Linked DNA regions of Homo sapiens: region 1 is linked to region 2. The links are chromatin loops, found by intact Hi-C in ENCODE. Cell type or tissue: psoas muscle. All regions are shown on one strand. Each heading gives the region's core, and the rest is flanking DNA. Links, peaks and the distances in the headings are about the cores only.

The links. Peaks named below come from ENCODE experiments on the same cell type or tissue, not always from the same donor. Only the 100,000 strongest peaks of a DNase experiment are listed, where the experiment ranks them.
Region 1: it touches region 2 in a loop (5-fold over the local background); 1 of 110 quality-filtered maps calls a loop at or near these places.

Annotation. Positions count from the first base shown.
Region 1 is chr1:22,201,202-22,210,484 of GRCh38, forward strand. No RefSeq gene overlaps it. Among named protein-coding and RNA genes, the nearest start is that of MIR4418, 60 kb to the right of the region's middle. In psoas muscle, for the core only: a CTCF peak has its summit at 7,282 (motif pointing left); DNase peaks (open chromatin) are centred at 3,980, 6,960 and 7,200; H3K27me3 peaks cover 2,489 bases.
Region 2 is chr1:22,146,895-22,156,177 of GRCh38, forward strand. LOC105376845 (a long non-coding RNA gene) reads left to right here. Exons shown (of 5, transcript XR_947050.1): 2 at 8,009-8,432; 3 at 8,903-9,009. Among named protein-coding and RNA genes, the nearest start is that of WNT4, 8.4 kb to the left of the region's middle. In psoas muscle, for the core only: no CTCF peak of the experiment used is centred there; no DNase peak of the experiment used is centred there; H3K27me3 peaks cover 298 bases.

The DNA of each region.
Region 1 (9,283 bases), core at 827-8,826, 54 kb after region 2:
ATTATTAGTACTATTACTATTATTATTAATTATGTTGTTATTATTAATGCTATTAACCACGTGGTTACCCTCCTTTTAATTTCAGCTGCATTTCTACACATTAGAGAAGCAATTGAGAATAGGTGGTCAGATGGTCTGGATTTGAGTCCCAGCTTTCTCATTTACTATCTGCATGACATTAGACAAGTGACATAAACTTGCACAGTACAGGTACCTACTTTGTGGAGTTAATATATGGATTTAGTGAGTTGCATATGTAAAGTACTTAGAAAAATGCTTGCCAAAGCCTGTTGGCTATTATTATTATTATTTTTATTTTTTGAGATGGAGTTTCATTCTTGTTGCCCAGGCTGGAGTGCAATGGGCAATGGCGTGATCTCGGCTCACTGTAACCTCTGCCTCCCGAGTTCAAGCGATTCTCCTGCCTCAGCCTCCCAAGTAGCTGGGATTACAGGCATACACCACCACGCCTGGCTGACATTATATTTTTAGTAGAGATGGGGTTTCTCCATGTTGGTCAGGCTGGTCTCGAACTCCCAACCTCAGGTGATCCACCCACCTCAGCCTCCCAAAGTGCTGGGATTACAGGTGTGAGCCACCGTGCCTAGCTGCTATTATTATTATTGTTATTATTATCATTATTTCTGGAGTCCAGCTTCTCAAGGCCCAGTCTCTAGCTGGGTCACTCAGAGACTGTTGGATGACACAGACCCGGGATGCACAGTCTAGGGAAGCAGCATGCAGCTGGTGGGTAATCTGACCATTAGGGCTGCCCTAGAGCCTGTCCAGGAGGTAGTGTGCCCTCTGTCACTGGAGGTGTTTAAGCAGAAGCTGCAGGTTTGGCTGGATGATCCAGAAGCTTCTCTGTAGGTGGAGACTCTGGGAAGTATTAGCGGGGGTCAGAGAGGATGGAGCTCAAGGTTCTGAGAAGGTGCTTTAGAAAAATGCTTGGGAGCTGGGCGTGGTGGTCCACGCCTGTAAACCCAGAACTTGGGGAGGCTGAGGTGGATGGATCACCTGAGGTCAGGAGTTCGAGACCAGCCTGGCCAACATGGTGAAACCCCATCTCTACTAAAAATACAAAAATTAGCTGGGTGTGGTGGTGTGCACCTGTAGTCCCAGCTACCCTACTCAGGAGGCTGAGGCAGGAGAATTGCTGAAACCCAGGAGGCGGAGGTTGCAGTGAGTCGAGATCGCACCACTGCACTCCAGCTTGGGCGATACAGTGAGACTCCTTCTCAAAAAACAAAACAAAACAAAAAAGGATAAAGAAAAATGCTTGGGACTGGCTCAGACTCCCTTTCCCAGCTTTAATTAGAGCCATTCCACTTGTATCTGTTTTATATTTTGAAAATCCAGAGAGAATTTTTTTTGGGGGGGGTAGTGGGGAAAGGGGTCCTGCCACTAGGAACTATTTGAAAGCCTCATAGTCCACTCTGCATCACTTTTTTTTTTAACAGAAGGGGAAAACTGAGGCTCAGAGAGAGAAAGTTATTTACTGAGGTCCTGCAGCAAGTCTGAGGGAAGAACTGTTCTGAATCTGGGACTCCTAATGCCTAGTCCAGTGCTGGCTTGATTCCAACCTCCAGGGTCTTCCTGTGGCTGCCACCCCCAGCCTAGGATGGGTACGCTGCCCTCAGCCCCCTCCTTGGTTGGTGACATTGGCCCTGGCATCACTTGAGCTCAGCCCCCTGGAGTGGAATCTGCACAGGCTGCTCTCCCTAGGCTGAAGTGTTAACTTCAGCCCCTCACCTTGGACTCAGCTTATCTGGGCTCTCAGGAGCTACAGTGTCCCCATGGTGACACGAGGAGCCTATGCCATCCACTGAGGTTATATTCAGTCATTTATTCATCCAATTAACAAGTATTTATTGAGCTTCTACTATATGCAGGATATAGTGCTAAGTTCTGGGAAGATGGTGTTGTGTGATTTAAATGAGTCCCTGCCCGCATGCATCTTAGTTACAGTCTAGTAGGGATGGTGGACAAATAAACAGTTGATTCCATTTGAAGATTGGTTTAGTCAGGGTAGGCCAAGTGTTGTAACAAACAATCCTAAAATTTCAGGAGCTCAATACAAAGTGGGATTTCTGGGCAGGTGGCTTTCTTCAGCTGCCCTCATCTAAGTGATTCAGGGATTTAGGCTCCTTCTGTTGGTGGCTCTGCCCTTCTGCAGATCCTCAGAATCCTCTCCATTCAGCTGGAAGATGGGGACAATGAGCAAGCATGCAGGATCTTGTGGGAAGTCAAGGCCAGGCCTGGAATGGTATCCATCACTTCTGACCTTCTTCCATTGGCCAGAATTCAACAACATGGCCCCACCAACTCCAAAGGAGGCTGGGAAATGTAGTCTAGCTGTGTGACTGGGAAGAGAGGGAGATGTGGTTTGTTGAGCACACTGTAGTCTGTGCCAAAAGTGTGATCACTTCTAAGTTAGAGATAAGCTAGAAGTATTGTGGGGGCACCTCAGAAAAGCTTTGTAGGGTAGGTGACATCCGACCTGAGACCTGGAGAATGAATAGGAGTTGGCCAGGGGAAGAGGAGGGAGAGAAGTGTTCTTGCATAGGAGAAGGCTGAGCGTGATGTGTTAGGAGAACTAGAAGAGATATTCAATCTTGCTAGAGCTGAGCCTGGTGGCTGGGGAGGGCAGTGAGCCATGAGGCTGGACCAACAGTGGGATCTAGGCTTGAATGATTGTGACAATCAGGACATGGGAGCCAGGAAAGGGGAATGACACAGTCAGATCAGCCACTGAGATAGATCTCTTTTGCTTCTGAGTAGAGGATGGACCAGAGGGTCAAGAGGTGGGAAGCTGCTGGAGTCTCCAGGTCGTGGGTGATGTGGCTAGACTGGGGAATGGTTGTGGTGTGGGAAGGAAACAATGCTATATAGAAGGAAGAAGAGAGAGGACCTGGTGATCCATCAGATGAAGGGGTGATGAGGAAGTCTCAAGGACACTGCTGAGCTTATGTAGTTACAACTTGGCTGGTTCCACCAGAGTGGTTGGCCACATCTGACCCACTAGCTGTTTTGTAAATAAAGTTTTACTGGAACACGGACATGGCCATTCATGTATGCATTGTCTACAGCTGGTTTTATGCTGCGGCAGCACTTGTTTGTTGTGACAGAGACTGTATGGTCCTCAAAGCCTAAAATATTTACCATCTTGCCCTTTACAGATCAGTTTGCTGACTCTTGAGCTGAACAGTTTTTTATTTCAGTAAATTTATTAGAATGAGTTAAAATAGTATTATGCTTAGGCTGTCATTGCTTCATTCATTCATCTTCTATTTCCTGGCCCTCTTTGATGGTGCTGGCCCTGCCTGCCTGAGTCCAAATAACTGTTCTGGTTGCTGCGGGCAGCAGTCTTAGAGGCAGATGCCTGCTTCTGCACCAGGGCGCATGCCTGTGGTGGGATCTGTAGCACACCTGGCTGATGCTGTTGCTGGCCGAGATGTGGGGCCAGCCTGAGCCAAGCTGGCTTCTGGGGCTGGGTTGTTCGGGTCTTCTGGGGTGATCGCGTTTCCACGAAGTGATTCTCAGACATGGTGTCGTTTACTCCTAATGACAGTCCCTGGGGGTCAACATTACCATGCCTCCATTGCGTGGATAGGAAACCAAGACTTGGAGAGATACTTGCTCAAGGCAAAAGGGCAGATGCAGACAGAGCTCTTCTGGGTCTGAGATGAAGATCCAGGAAAGGTGGTCTCAAGTCCTTCTCCCCCGAAGACCCAGGGCGCAGGACAAGAGTGTCCACTGCACCAGGACTCCTGGACCTCCCAGCCATCTGGCACCTCCTCTGTGTTGGTCCCAACCAGGGGTTACAGATGTGAGCTGGACAGTGTGGGAATGCAGCTTCGCAACAGTAATTAGTTTATTCCTGAGGTCAGCAGTCTAAATAGTAGAAAAATGTATTTCCTGTTCCAAGCCAAATAAGCAAGTGGCAGCCAGTTGGCCAGGTGCCACTGATGGGATTCCACCCGTGCATGTGCCTTGCCTTTGGCCACGAGTTTGGGCGGGAAAGCAGGAGAAAGATTGTCCCTTCACAGGTCCCGTCCTGCCCTTGACTGAGGACTTACTGGGAAGATTCCCACAGCTCAGGATCCTCCCAGGTAGTTCCAGGTTCCTGCTGTGACCGTGACCACTGAAGGGTGATGGATGTGCCAAGAAGGGCAGCGCCAAGGCAGGCTTTTCCCACTGGCACTCGCTCCATGTGCCTGGCACAGCTCCTGGCACGTGGGTGATGATCAAGAGATTCGTGAATGCACGAATGAATGGGATGGTGCCAGCTTTTCAAGTGGAAGGAACTGGATGTGTAGCAGAGGCCACATCAGTGGATGAGGGGGCAGAGCCGTTGTTTCGTTTTTGGGGTTTATTGAGGACATCAGAAACCACAGCCTTGGACCATTCCATTTGGTGCTGAAATAACCAGATGGCTGGATCCACCTTAGGCAAAGTGCTCCTGAATATATGGAGTTTTTTCAGGTATTCGGATGCTTCTTCTGTAATAGGTATGTCTGTAACCCTTCCACCTTTTGTTCATTCATTCGTTCATTTGTTCATTCATTCATTCATTTTTGCAGAGGTATTGCATGGTGGTTAGAAGTGAGGGAGGCAAGGAGGAAGATGCTTCATGCCTTTGCAAATGTCAGGCCCCCCATTGGGATCCCTTCTGATCACCCCCACATTGCTGGCTATCTATCCTCATCTTTTAAACGGTAGCTTAGAGGTTACTTCTATTAGAAGCTCCTGTTCCCACCCAGACTAGCCCCCAACCCCGACCTTTTCTGTGCTTTCCAGCCCCCTGTGTGGGTTCTGGCAGAGCCTCCATCACCCTGGTAGGTCCTTGTTTACTTGTCTGGATCCTTGAGGGCAGGGCCTGTCTGGTTCTTCACTGTGTCCCTGGGGTGGGGTCTGACCTAGTGTAGGAGCTCAATACATCACTGTTATATGAATAAATGAATGATAAATGAATGAATGACATATCTTTTTTTTTTTTTTTTTGAGACGGAGTCTCGCACTGTTGCCCAGGCTGGAGTGCAGTGGCTCCATCTTGGCTCACTGCAAGCTCCACCTCCCAGGTTCATGCCATTCTCCTGCCTCAGCCTCCTGAGTAGCTGGGACTACAGGTGCCCGCCACCACGCCTGGCTAATTTTTGTATTTTTAGTAGACATGGTGTTTCACTATGTTAGCCAGGATGGTCTCAATCTCCTGACCTCGTGATCCGCCCGCCTCGGCCTCCCAAAGTGCTGGGATTACAGGCGTGAGCCACCGCACCCGGCCATGAATGACGTATGTTACACTCCCGATCCATAACTTCCATCCCATTCTTAAAACCCTTTCTAATAAATAAATGCCATCATTTCTTCATTACAGGAATAGACTACCCTCTTCACCCTGAATATAGCTCACCAAGCTCTTTTATAAAGGGCCCTCACCCTCCATAGGGCAGGGGAACACTCTTGGTTCTCCTATTTCTTCACATCTTCTGCCCAGTGAACTGAAAGCACAGAGAGGGTGAGCAACTCACCTAGGCTCACACAGCCAGATCAGATTCTAGTTGGGAGCTCGGAGGATCCTGGGGATCATTCCTCATGTGGGAGCTGACAATTCAGGAATCCCCAGTAGAGCAGTGGGTGGGTAGTCTGAATGCTGCCTCAGGGGGCCCCTCCAGGGACTCTCCGATTTGGTGACATGGTCCTTTTCCTGCTTGAGCACGTACTGCCACTGACTCCTGGGGCCACTTTCTGCTTGTGAGCAGAGCTGGACACTTGCTGCATGAGTCAAAGATGTGACTCAGGCCCAAGCAAAGATGTTCTGAAAAGTTTAGGGGACCAGATGGGGCCCATGGATTAAGGGTCCTTCCTCGCCCCCTCATCTGCCGCTGGGCAGAACGTCACTGTCCCTCTATCAGGCAGGCTGCCCCTCTTTCTAGCCTCTTTGAGAATTCCACCTGAAACCCACAGAGACTTTCCACAGTCTACACTGTGGCACTCAGACAGCATTCTCTTCTAGAATCTTCTCCTTGGCCTCCACTTAGCCTTCTGTCCTGGGCCTGAGAACCCACAGATTTCCATTCCAGGATCCTAGGGCTCATCGACATTGGTTTGGTGAAAGCTCACCTACTGTTCCCACGTGTGGGAGCCTCATCACGCCTTCCCCTGTAACCATTAAAATGAGGTGAATGCCAATTTGCTTCTTCTATTTCTTTTATTAACAAGATATATGATTCTCTTTGCACCTGAATGGGTCTGTGGTAACTGAAATATAGAGTAACTGAAACCACCCTCAATTTTGTCTCCTTGCTGTCTCTCCTCCCTTCCCCTTTCCCATCTCTGTCTGGGTTGGGACCACGTGGTGCTGAGGAATTGAGATGTTGTAAATTACGGTCAGGGCTCCTGGGGGGCCTGGATCAGGCAGAAGCGAGCAGGGACCACAGGCGGTGCTGGCTGCCGTCTTCCCTCCCTCCACTCCTGTCCAGTCTAGTAATGAAGGCTTTGCAAAGGAAGCAGCTGCCCAGAGCCAGATTGGGGGTTGAGGGACAGACTCCTGAGTCCCCCTTTCCCACCTCTCTCTCCTGGGTGGTGTCAGCAGCAGCGAATCCAGGGTGCGTGGCTCTGAGCCAGGCATGGGGCCCGGCCAGGTGGCTTGTCCATTGGCTTTGGAAATCCTGGAGGCAGTCCTTGCACCCTGTGTGTCTCTGTCACTTGTCAACTGTAGCAATAGACACGTTCCCTCCAATCCCCCACCCTCAAACCCCTTCCCGTGCCAGGGTGTCCCTCACTTTCAGGCCATGGGGAAGCGCAGAGCAGGCAGAGCCCGTGGCCAGGGAGCAACACAGATTCGGTCCCCACTGTCTGGCATCTCCTGATCCGGGAGGAATTCGCCTGGAGAACAGAGCTTGGGCAGCTGGTGTGCTGTAACCGAGACGCAGCTGGTTGGCACGGGCTAGGGCCTTCTGATTGGGCCGCCGTGTTTGCAAGCTCCAAATCCTTGGCTCTCCTTGAACAACGAGGAATTCAGGATGCTGATCCCACCGAGGATGAAAAGGCCACGGGCTCCCAGACACCCCACCCTCTTACTCCCCAGGGGGTGTTTGGCTGAAGCCACAGAAGAATGGAGACACAGTGGCTGGGGCAGGGGCAGGGGCAGAGGTGGGGGATACGGCTCCAGCCCGTGCGGACACTGCTACCTGGCGGGGAGATCTTGGCAGGAGCAGGGAGAGAGGCTGACGCGGGAGGGGCAGTCATTGCAGAGCGCCCACTACCGGCCGGGCAGCACTTGCCAGAGGTTGCTCCCTCAGGATCATATTGAATCCATACAGCCTTCTTTTGAAGTAGGTTTTAGGAACTTTCTGTTGAGGAAACTGAGGCCAGAGGGCTGCAGCTTGCCTGAAGGCCCCAGAGAGGCAGGACCTGTCTGGCATCCAGGCCAGGCTCACTGCTAAGATCGCCTTTAACACAGTCATGACAGGAATCCTGTCCTTCTCCTCCCTGCCTCCCCGGGATCTCTAAGGATTGTGACAAATTGAAAATCCTATTAGTGTTCAATTAATGGGCTTTTCTTGTGGGGCAGCGGGCCGGAACGGCGGCCGAGGGCTGAGAGCATTCACCGGCAGAGGGTGTGGGCAGGGAGCGACGGTGGGCCTGTCTTTCCAGGGCCCCCCTCCTGCCTTTATTAACCAGCTCATCTCTCCAGCTGAGCGGCCTTTTATCTGGGAAGGGGCAAAGGCGCTTTGAACCTTGGAATTAAATTCTGCTGGGGCCTGGGACAAAGGATGGGGCCCTGAGTCGGCCGCCCCCTCCCTCATGGCCCCGACCTGGAAACATCTGAGGGCTTCGGGGCCGGGGGTGGTCGTCTCAGGTCTGTGACCCCAAGGGCAGGGGGCATGTGCCCAGCAGGGGTGGATGGGGCTTTGCGCTTTTCCAGGCTGTGAGAAGGCGCAGCAGGCTCGGAGCTGGCACGGAGGGGATTTTGGAGACTTCTGTCCACCCGCCGCATCCGTATGGCCTCTCCAGAGCTTTGGGCACATGCTAGTCCTCATTTGAGAATGGAGTGCCGCCTCTGGCCGGGCACTGTGTAGATTCTGGGGCTACAGCTGTGAACCAGACAGACTGCATTCCCGTCTCCTGGAGTTTGCATTCTAGTGAGTGGAGATAGAAGGCAACCCATCACATATCTGGTTCTGAAGAGTGCTGTGAAGGAAAATAAAGCAGACTGAGGAGACAGTGATGGAGGTGGTCAGGGAAGGCCCCCGGGAGGAGATGACATTTGTGTGAAGGCCTGAACGAAGTGTGAGGGAGTTGTGTGGATGTTGGAGGTGGCCAGGAGTAGGGACTGGGGCAGAGAGAACAGCAAATGTGGACACTTTGAGACCAGAGCGTGGCTGGGAGTTGGAGGAAGAGCAAGGAGGTCTGAGTGGTTGGAGTAAGGGAGCAGGGTAGGGGGAGGAGAGAGAGAGAGAAAGAAGAGGCAGGGAGGAGACTGAAGAGCATGGCGGGGGCTGCCTTCCCTTCAAATCTTAGGAGGTCGGGGTAGGAAGGAAGTTCCATATTCATCCCCCATTTCATAGTTCAGAAAACGGGGCGAGGTGAGGACGGGAATCATTCAGAGTTACATAGCGAGGTAGTGGCAAGAAGGGAACCAGATATGGGTCTCTTAACTTCCAGTCCGGTGCCTCCCAGACAGCAGTGGAATAAATGCAATACAAATTATAAGTATGATTTATTGAACGCTTATGTAATGGCAGGCTCTTTGCTAAGCCACACTTACATACATTGGGTCATATATTGTCTATTTACCTATATTAGCCTCTAGAGAACTATTGTGTACCCATGATACAGATGTGAAGCTGAGGCTTAGAGAAATCAAGATGACTGGAAAAGCTGGGATTGAGCCCAGCCTGCCCAATTTCAGAGCATCTCCTGTATCATTCCAGGCTCCAAGTTCCGTGGGGAGGGTTTAGCCCGGCCCTGCTGTGGGACAGGCCACATGATTTCCTATGGATGAGCTTATCTGTCCGTTTCCAACACCGGACCGCGGACTTCTGGAGGACAGGAAGGGGTTGCTCTCATCTCTGACCCCAGTGCCAGCCCTTTTGCTGGATCTTGAAATCAAGTGTGGGGTCTCCGATGTGATCACTGCCTCTCAGAGCCCAGTGTGTGCCGTTTCTGCCTGTTGCCGTTCCTGCAGCATCTCCCTTCTGTTGCTGCTTCTGACTGGTGCCGCCCCACCTTGGCTGCTAGGGTGGGAGCAGCCAGGGAAGGGTGAGAGGCCAGAGCC
Region 2 (9,283 bases), core at 939-8,938:
AACTTCCTGAGCGGCCCATTTTTGGAATTAGTTCTCCCTCCTTAATAACTATGAAAATTCACTGAGGAAGGGAAACCCAGTCAAGTTTTTAATCAGAAAGAATCACATTCAGTGTGTCTAAGTTATCACCAGCTCTTAGGGAGTGGGCCCAAAGCAACGTGGTTGGATGTTTCTCCAGCTCAGTCCTGGAAGCACCTGGTAACGGAGTGTCAGGTCAGCTGGTGACCAGGATTTCTAGTCCAATTTCCCAGATTTGTGAGGTGAAGAAACTGGGGGCACTAGGCTCAGGGTCTAGAAAATTCTTTTTTTTTTTTTTTGAGATGGAGTCTTGCTCTTGTCACTCAGGCTGGAGTGCAATGGCGCGATCTCAGCTCACTGCAACCTCTGCCTCCCAGGGCCCAAGCGATTCTCCTGCCTCAGCCTCCAGAGTAGCTGGGATTATAGGTGCCTGCCACTTCGCCCAGCTAATTAGGGTCTAGAAAAGTCTTAATGCCTATCCGTGCACTTTGCAAGGAAATAAAAGGTACTTTCTTCCCGTGCCACTCTGGTCTACATGTGTTGGGCTTTGGCTGGGCATATCTGCACAGGCGTCTCCTCCAAGGCTGTTCACCCTGACCAGGGAGGGAACGGGAAACCTGGTCAGTCCCAGCCAGCCATCCATGTATGTGCGGCCCTCGGCAAGTCCTTGCTCCTCTCTGGGACTGGCATTTGCTCCTTAAAGACTCTTGTGGGATCTAGAGAAGCAGTGAAGTGGACCAGCAAGTTCTGGGGAATACCTGCATTTGTTCCAGGCCCTGACAGATCTCTTTGCCTCTCTGAGCCTCAGTTTCCTCATCTGTTCAAGGGGATCATAGCGATGTCATGAGGAATCAGTAGATAAGGTGTGTAAAGGCTTCTGAGCACAGGGCCCAGCTTCAGTGAATGTTGAGTAAGGCTTCAGTGATTGTTAGCGCTTCATCTTGTTCTATGTTTGAAACCAGAAGTTGCGCACCTGTGGTCTGTGGAGGTGTTTTGCTTGGCCTGCCTAGTGTGTTTTCAAGTACATGAATTTACTGATACTATTTCAAGATTGGGAGATTTCACATGAGAAGCTAGATCTCCAGCTTCTCTTGAGAAATGGGAGATTTGGCAACATGGGACCCACATTCTCGGGTGAAGAGCGATCTTTGACTTTAGATGGGGATTGTACTTTTAACAGCTCACTCATGCCCCCGTAACCCCTGTCAGATCCCTATGGGAAGGAAGGAAGCCAGTATTTACTGAGCATCCTACTGTTTGTCACAGAACACCTCAAGAGCTGTGCCTACATATTGCATTTAATCTTTACCATAAGCTGTTAGTACCCTTATTTTGCCAGTGAGGAAATAGAGGCTCAGAGAGTCCAGTTAAGTTGTCTAAGATCATCACACTGTTGGTAGGTGGTACACCCAGGACTGCCAATCTGGACGTAGGTTTCTTTTTCTTTTTAGGGCTTTCTTTCCACCCATCACCTAGTGCCGGTTCTGTAGAGTAACCTTGGTTATGACCCATTGATGATCAGAAGATGGATGTAGGTGTGTGGTTCTCATTCTTTACCTTCAGACCGCTGGGAGGCTGCGGAGTTAGAGTAGAGGTCTAGAAATCAATGTGAACACCCAGAATTCTTGGACTAAAAGCCTTCCTTCTATATAGAAGATAATCACAGTTTTAAATGTTTTACTGTGAAAATGTTCAAATATATACAATAAAGAATAATAGCATTAATAAACACCCATATCTGAATTACCCAGATTCAACAATTATCAATATTTCACCCCATTTGCCTCATCTACATTTTTTTCTTTTTTTTGAGATGGAGTCTTGCTCTGTCGCCCAGGCTGGAGTGCAATAATATGATCTCAGCTCACTGCAAACTCCGCCTCCCAGGTTCAAGTGATTCTCCTGCCTCAGCCTTTTGAGTAGCTGGGATTACAGGCAAGTGCCACCACACCCGACTGATTTTTGTAATTTTAGTAGGACGGGATTTCACCATGTTGGCCAGGCTGGTCTCGAACTCCTGATCTCAGGTGATCCACCTGCCTCGGCCTCCCGAAGTTCTGGGATTACAGGCGTGAGCCACCGCGCCTGGTCTGTTTCATCTACTTTTTAAAATCTTTACTAAATTATTTCAAAACACATGCCAGATCCCTTTTCGTTTCACCCATACAAACTTCAATGTGCAGCTCTAAGACCAGGGGTGTGCCAGAGCTGCTGGTTTTAGTGGCTAAGACCTGACTGGTGCATCTCTCCCTAATTCTGTGTTCAGAAACATCATATTGGTAGCTTGAAATCGGCCATGGTGGGAATATTTACACCATGGGAATCGGCACACACCACAAACCAGGGCTCCCCTCCATCTCCCCACCCCAGAGAGCTGGTTGTTAAACATTTACCAGTACACCACTGTCTCGAACACAAGGACAGTTTCTTACATGACCACCATGCTATTATCTTACCTAATGAAATTAACACCAACATCAGAATCAAATGTCCCCAATAGTTTTAAAAAAGTCTGTTTACTGATGGCTTCTTCAATCAGGACTTAAACAAGGTTCACCCATGATATTTGATTGTTATGTCTCCTGATTGTTATTAATCTAGAGCCATGCCCCTTTATCTCCCAGTTGTGGCTTTTTAAAATGCCCTTGGCTGCCGGATGTGGTGGCTCACACCTGTAATCCCAGCACTTTGGGAGGGCAAGGTGGGAAGATCACCTGAGGTTGGGAGTTTGAGACCAGCCGGACAAACATGGAGAAACCCTGTCTCTACTAAAAATACAAAATTAGTTGGGCATGGTGGTGCATGTCTGTAATCCCAGCTACTTGGGAGGCTGAGGCAGGAGAATCGCTTGAACCCAGGAGGCGGAGGTTGTGGTGAGCTGAGATCGCGCCATTGCACTCCGGCCTGGGGAACAAGAGTGAAACTCCATCCCCAAAAATAAATAAAATAAAATAAATAAATAAATAAATAAATAAATAAATAAATAAATAAAAATAAAATGTCCTTGGCTGGTGCAGACATGAAGTTGATTTGTAAGAGGGTCCCCCACTCGACAGTGCCTGTTTGTGCTGTCAGGCTGTTCCTCTGTTCCTGGACTTCCTGTATGTGCTCTAAAGTCTGAATGGGTTATGTTGGCTTTTTGTTATTTTGCTATTAACACATACTAAAAGTGCCCTCATTATGGAATCTTTTGCCGTGAAGGAGGGGTCGTCAGACTCAGGAAAGCTGGCCCTTCTGGTCGGGCCTCACCAGTCAGGGCAGGTCCTTTTGCATTCGGTCCTGGGAATGCAGAATCTATAGCCGCCTTCGGGAGTTCATTCCACATGCTGACACTTGGATGATCAGTATTCCTACCTCATGTCTAACTGCAGTCTTTCCTGCTTTAGATGAAGCCCATTTTCTCCACCTGGAACCCTGAGATGTCTTTTTTCTTTTCTTTTCTTTTTTCTTTTTTTTTGAGACAGAATCTTGCTCTTTCGCCTGGGCTGGAGTGCAGTGGTACGATCTTGGCTCACTGCAACCTCCTCCCCTGGGTTCAAGTGATTCTCGTGCCTCAGCCTCCTGAGTAGCTGGGATTACAGGCACCTGCCACCATGCCTGGCTAATTTTTGTATTTTTAGTAGAGACAGGGTTTCACCCTGTTGGCCAGGCTGGTCTTGAACTCCTGACCTTAGGTGATCCACCTGCCTTGGCCTCCCAAAGTGCTGGGATTACAGGCGTGAGCCACCGTGCCCAGCCCTGGGATATTTTAACCTCCTCTCTCTCAAGCCTCTTGTAATGCTGAGAAGAAAAAGTCCCCAATGTCCTGTGATTCTGGGATTCCAAGGGCTGTACTTGCAGCAGTCATCATTTCACCCTGGAGTGGGTAAGACCTTGTTATGCCCCAGCCCCTCCCTGCCCAGCAGAAGGCAGGTATCCCTTTTCCACCCACCTGAAGGATGGGGCTCTCACTGATCAGGGTGGAGGGCATTCACCTTTACCTGCCGTCCTGGGATCCCCCTGCACAGCCTGGCCAGCAGGTCTGGGGTCTTGTCCACTGGCCCAGCCTCAGGTCGTGATTCTGATTCCCTCACAGGGCTCCTGTCCTCGCTTGGTCTTTCCAACTGGATTGAATCCTGGATGCTGACTCCTCTCTGTCTTTATCCTGTTGTCACCTCACCGAGTCAGCTGGGAGCTTGCTCTTTCCTTCTAGCAACAGAAGACTGTGGTGAAAACACTTGTTGCAGCTGAGCGTTCTGCTTGAATCTTTTTTTTTTTTTTGAGACAGGGTCTTGTTCCATCACCCAGGCTGGAGTGCACTGGCACAATCACAGCTCAAACTGCAATCTCGACCTCCTGGTCCAGAAAGATCCTCCCACCTCAGCCTCCTGAGTAGCTGGAATGTAGGCATGCACCACAATATCCGGCTAATTTTTGTGTTTTTTAGAGACAGGGTCTCACTGTATTGCCCAGGCTGGTCTCAAACTCCTGGGGTCTAGCAATCTGCCCACCTCAGCCTCTCAAAGTGTTGGGATTACAGGCGTGAGCCACTGCACCCGGCACCTGCTTGAATTTTGAAAATGGCTTGACCTGGAGGGGATGCCACTCCTCTGGGAAGCAGAGTGGCACATGGGGGTTGTGGAGGCTTTGCTAGTGCTGGACCTTCAACAGAAGGTTGAATCTGAGCATGTGTTGAAGCTGCTGTTAGGAGAACAGCTGCAGTTAACAAGACCCAACCTGGGAAACACACTATTCAGGAGTGGTAAGGCCCTGTTAGAACCATCCCTTCCACAATGGCAGACTTCTAATGCAGCCCATTGCCCTGGGGAAGCTTGGGGGTGGGCAGTGTGAACTTGACTTTTCTCAAAGGTAATGCACATCACCTTTAAGGGAAGAAATCAGAGGAACTTGGAGGAATGAAAAGCTAGTCTGGCAGTGACCATTAAGAGAGAGGCAGACAATCTGGACACCAGCAATTCTGAAGTCTCAGAAAAAGGTCTGACTGATAAAGAAAAATTCAAGGTGAATTAGAAGCGGTATTTGGTCAAGGTCAAGGTAACAGGGAATGTAACTGATAGCTAAGGATTATTGCACGAGGTGCTGAATTGCACTTGAATGTCTCCTTCCTTCCTTCCTCCCTCCCTCCCTCCTTTCTGCCTTCCTTCCTTCCTTTCTTCCTTCCTTCTTCCTCTTTTTTTTTTTTTTTTTTTTTTTAGAGACAGGGTCTTGCTGTCCAGTCACTGACTGGAGTGCAGTAATGCAATCATGGCTTGCTGTAGCCTTGAATTCCTGGGCTCAAGCAATCCTCAGCCTTCTGAGTACCTGGGACTACAGGCTTGCACCCCTGGGCGCGGTGGCGTGTGCCTGTAATCCCAGCACTTTGGGAGGTCAAGAGGTCTCTCCAGGCCTTTCCATGTGCTGTTTCTCCTGCTGGGAATGCCCCTCCACTGGCTTTTTTTTTTTTTTTTTCTTTTTGAGACAGAGTCTTGTTCTGTTGCCCAGGCTGGAGTACAGTGGCATCATCTTGGCTCACTGCAACCTCCGCCTTCTGGGTTCAAGCGATTCTCCTGCCTCAGCCTCCTGAGTAGCTTGGGACTATAGGGCCATGCCACCACGCCTGGCTAATTTTTGTATTTTTAGTAGAGTTGGAGTTTCACCATGTTGGCCAGGCTGGTCTCGAACGCCTGAGCTCAAGTGATCCCCCTGCCTCGGCCTCCCAAAGTGCGGGGATTATAGGTGTAAGCCACTGTGCCTGGTCTCAACTTGCTCTTTAGTGGACTAATTTGCTGCAGGTCTCAACTTCCATAACAGGTCTGAGAAGGCTTCTGTGGGCTTCTGATTACATATTCTGTCTTAGTCCTGAGCTTTGAAACACTGTCAACGTAATACAAATGGTTATTCAATAGTTATTGGCGCAATCATCTGTTGAATGCGTCTTTTCCCGCAGCTTGGGGCCTCCAGGAGGGCAGGGACTGTGGCTGTTTTGCCCACTGCTGTGCCCCTGGTGCTGTGATGTGCCTGGGATGTGGTGAGAGCTCAGTGCATGAGTGCTGAATGAATAATTGAAGCGGGATTCTCTAAGCTATAGTTTCTTTATCCAAAAATGGGCCTACGAGTATCTTTCTTTTAAATGGGAATAGACATAACATTCATTCCTTTCCTATCCTCAACCTTTGCAAAAAAACTTAGAAGAAATAAATGGGCTTGTGAATTAGTAGCCTGAAAAAGCTGCAACTCAAGGGATTGAACATGAAGTTGGAATGGTAATTCTGGAATGGTTGAGGCGTCCCTAGCTTCTGCAACTGGTGGTTGGGCTGAATGATCCTCTCTGGTCCTGGGGTGAAGGAGTCCTTTCTCCTGGGGATGAGAGAGCTGGTTTGCTTATGTGTGCAGGGCCAGGGCTGGGCTGAGAAATTCATGGAGAACTGGGGTGGGGGCTGCATTCCACCCTAGGTGTGACTTAGAACTCTCTCTTGGGCTGGTGGAAGGTAGGATGGCCCAGGACAGACCTGCTCCCCTACGCTGGACAGGGAATTTCCTGGAAGAGGTGACCTAGAGTTTAGGCCTGAGGGATTGGGAAGGTGAGCTTGGCAGGTGGTGAGGGGAAACTGTTCTAGTGTTCTAGGCTAAGGAAAGAGCATGTCCAAAGGCCTGGAGGTGAGATGGCAGGGTGGGACTGAGGAAGGAAAAGTTCAGAGTGGTGGCTGGGCAGGTGAGGAGAGGCTGGGCCACGTGCAAAGCTGGAAGAGGCCAGCTTGGGCCAGGGAACGAGGGAAGAGAAGCCTTGGAGGAGGCTGACGCTTGTGGGGCTCTGCGTATATGTGTGTGTGTGCATACATGTGTGTGTGAATGTGTGTTGGGGAGGTGGATGGGGCACAGGGGGCAGTATCTTCAGCCTCCTACCAGCAACTATGCACACAGAAGCCCAGCCGGTATCCCCACAGAGGCAGACGCCCCGGCACTGCCTTGTCGGAAACCCGCCGGGGCAGGAGCAGCTGCTTCTAAATCAAGGCCAAAGGCAGCCAAGGGGCCGGGTTGGGTTTGGTGGTTCTGCTGTATGGGCTGATGTGGGGGCAGGGGCTGAAGGGGGCTCTTGGGCAGGGATTCTGGGCCAGAATGAGCCTGGCTGGTTTGGGGAAGTTTATTTTGGAAGCTGGGATGATGCAAAATTAAGTGGGGAGGAAAAAATAGATGAGGCGACCGAGAGGGTCTGTCTGTGGCTGGCGGGGCTGTAAGTGGCCAGCGAGAAGTGCGTTGTTGGGTAAACAGATGGGGGTGGCAGCTTTCTGCACGCTCGCTATAAATATCCCGCAGTTTGCCGCCCCTGCTGGGGTTTCCTGGCACCGTGGGTGTGGAGATCAAGGTACAGACACAGGGCACTTCCGGAGTGGCAGAGGGTGGCCAGGGCCCTGCTCAGATCCCAGCCTCCTGGGGGTGGAGTGGGCACCGGGAACTGAGGCTGAGGCCCGAGTGGGGGCGGGAGATGCTTCTTTGCTATTAACTGGCTGTGGTTCTTGGGCAAGCCCTGTGACTTCCGTGGGCCTCAATTTCTTCACCTGTAAGATGGGCATGATAAAATGAGGCAGGGCATGTGTCGCTGCTGGCACAGGGACAGGCACCCTGGAGACACTCAGGAAATGATCAAGTGCTTAGGCGCTGTGTGACCTGGGCGAGTTCTCTCGTTGCCCTGAGTCTCAATTTCTTCATTTCTTCTTCCAAAATATGGGGAGAAGAACCACTGTCTGGAGGCTGAAATGGAACCATGGGTCTGGCACTGGACTTGCAATGTGTGTGGTATTTCAGGACAAAGTTGGGGCCCGGCTGGAGCCCTCCCCCAGCCCTCTGCAGCTGCTATGGGATTTGTCTCATCTCTGCAGTATGGTAGTGATGATAATGGTGATAATAGCAGCCAGGCCCACTGCGAGCCTTTTGGTGACCCAAGGGCTTTGTAAACTGTTATCTGAGTTCTTCGTTATCTCAGCTGATTTTCCCACCTCCTCACCTCTTACAGATAAAGAATCCGAGGCGCAGAGAGGTGGCACTGCTGGAAGGAACAGAGCCAGATCCACAAGATCCTTCATTCCGACAATAAATATTCACTGAAGATCTGCCACATGTCAGGCCCCAGCCCAGGTGCTGGGGATTTAGCAGAAAACCAGCCAGACCCATTTCCTGCATCCATGGAGTGCACAGGCTGGTGGGGGAGATGGGCTAGAAATCCATGAACCAAATTATACTGAGACGAGCGAGCACCGAGCGCCTAGCGTGGACTGCGACCGCTCGGGCTCCTGTATCTGTGACAGATGTGCTTGGGCTCCTCGTAGGACCGAGGGACTTTGTTATCCACACCACTGGCCTTGAAGTTGGCTGCTACCTGATGAGATGAATTAAGAACATACCAGCACTTTGGGAGGCTGAAGTGGGTGGATCACGAGGTCAGGAGATCAAGACCATCCTGGCCAACATGGTGAAACCCTGTCTCTACTAAAAATACAAAAATTAGCCGGGCGTGGTGGTAGGCACCTGTAATCCCAGCTACTCAGGAGGCTGAGGCAGGGGAATCGCTTGAACCCGGGAGGCGGAGGTTGTAGTGAGCCGAGATCACGCCACTGCACTCCAGCCTGGGCGACAGAGAGAGACTCTGTCTCAAAAAAAAAAAAAGAAAAAAAAAAAGAACATATATTAATATATTCAGTTCATCAAAACAGTCCCTGAATACACCTCTGTGCAGAACTTGTGCGAGCCTCTGGGGACCCAGGGCTGGTCAGGCTGGCTGGGCAGAAGGGGATGAAAACATTGCCTTATACACACTTGTAGAATATGTCGCAATGGGAGAAATCTTCCCATAGCTTCTCATGAGTCCAGTGAATTAGGCAGGGCAGGTATCATTGTCCCTATTTTACAGATCAGGAAATTGAGGTCCAGTGAGGTGTCTTGGCCAGGACACTCAGTCAGGACGTGACATGAACACAGGACTGTCTGACTTCAAATCCAGTGCTCCTTCCCCTGCAGGTGAGAAGGGGCCCCTGTAGCAGTGGGAGAGGGCCCAAGGCCCCAGCTGCCCCTGAGGACCCCTTCAAGCTCAGCAGTGAGACTTTGGCCAGGGGAAGGGCAGGCATTTTATCCCGTCTCTTGCATTCCGTTCAGAAGGTCCCTGTCTGCAGCTGGAGGGTGGAAGGGACTCTGGACAGGGTCACTAGAGACCCTGCTCTGCCCTTTACCAACAATGCTGTGGGAATCCGGCGCATGCTCTCTGAGCCTGCGTTCTTCTCTGTAAACGAAAGGG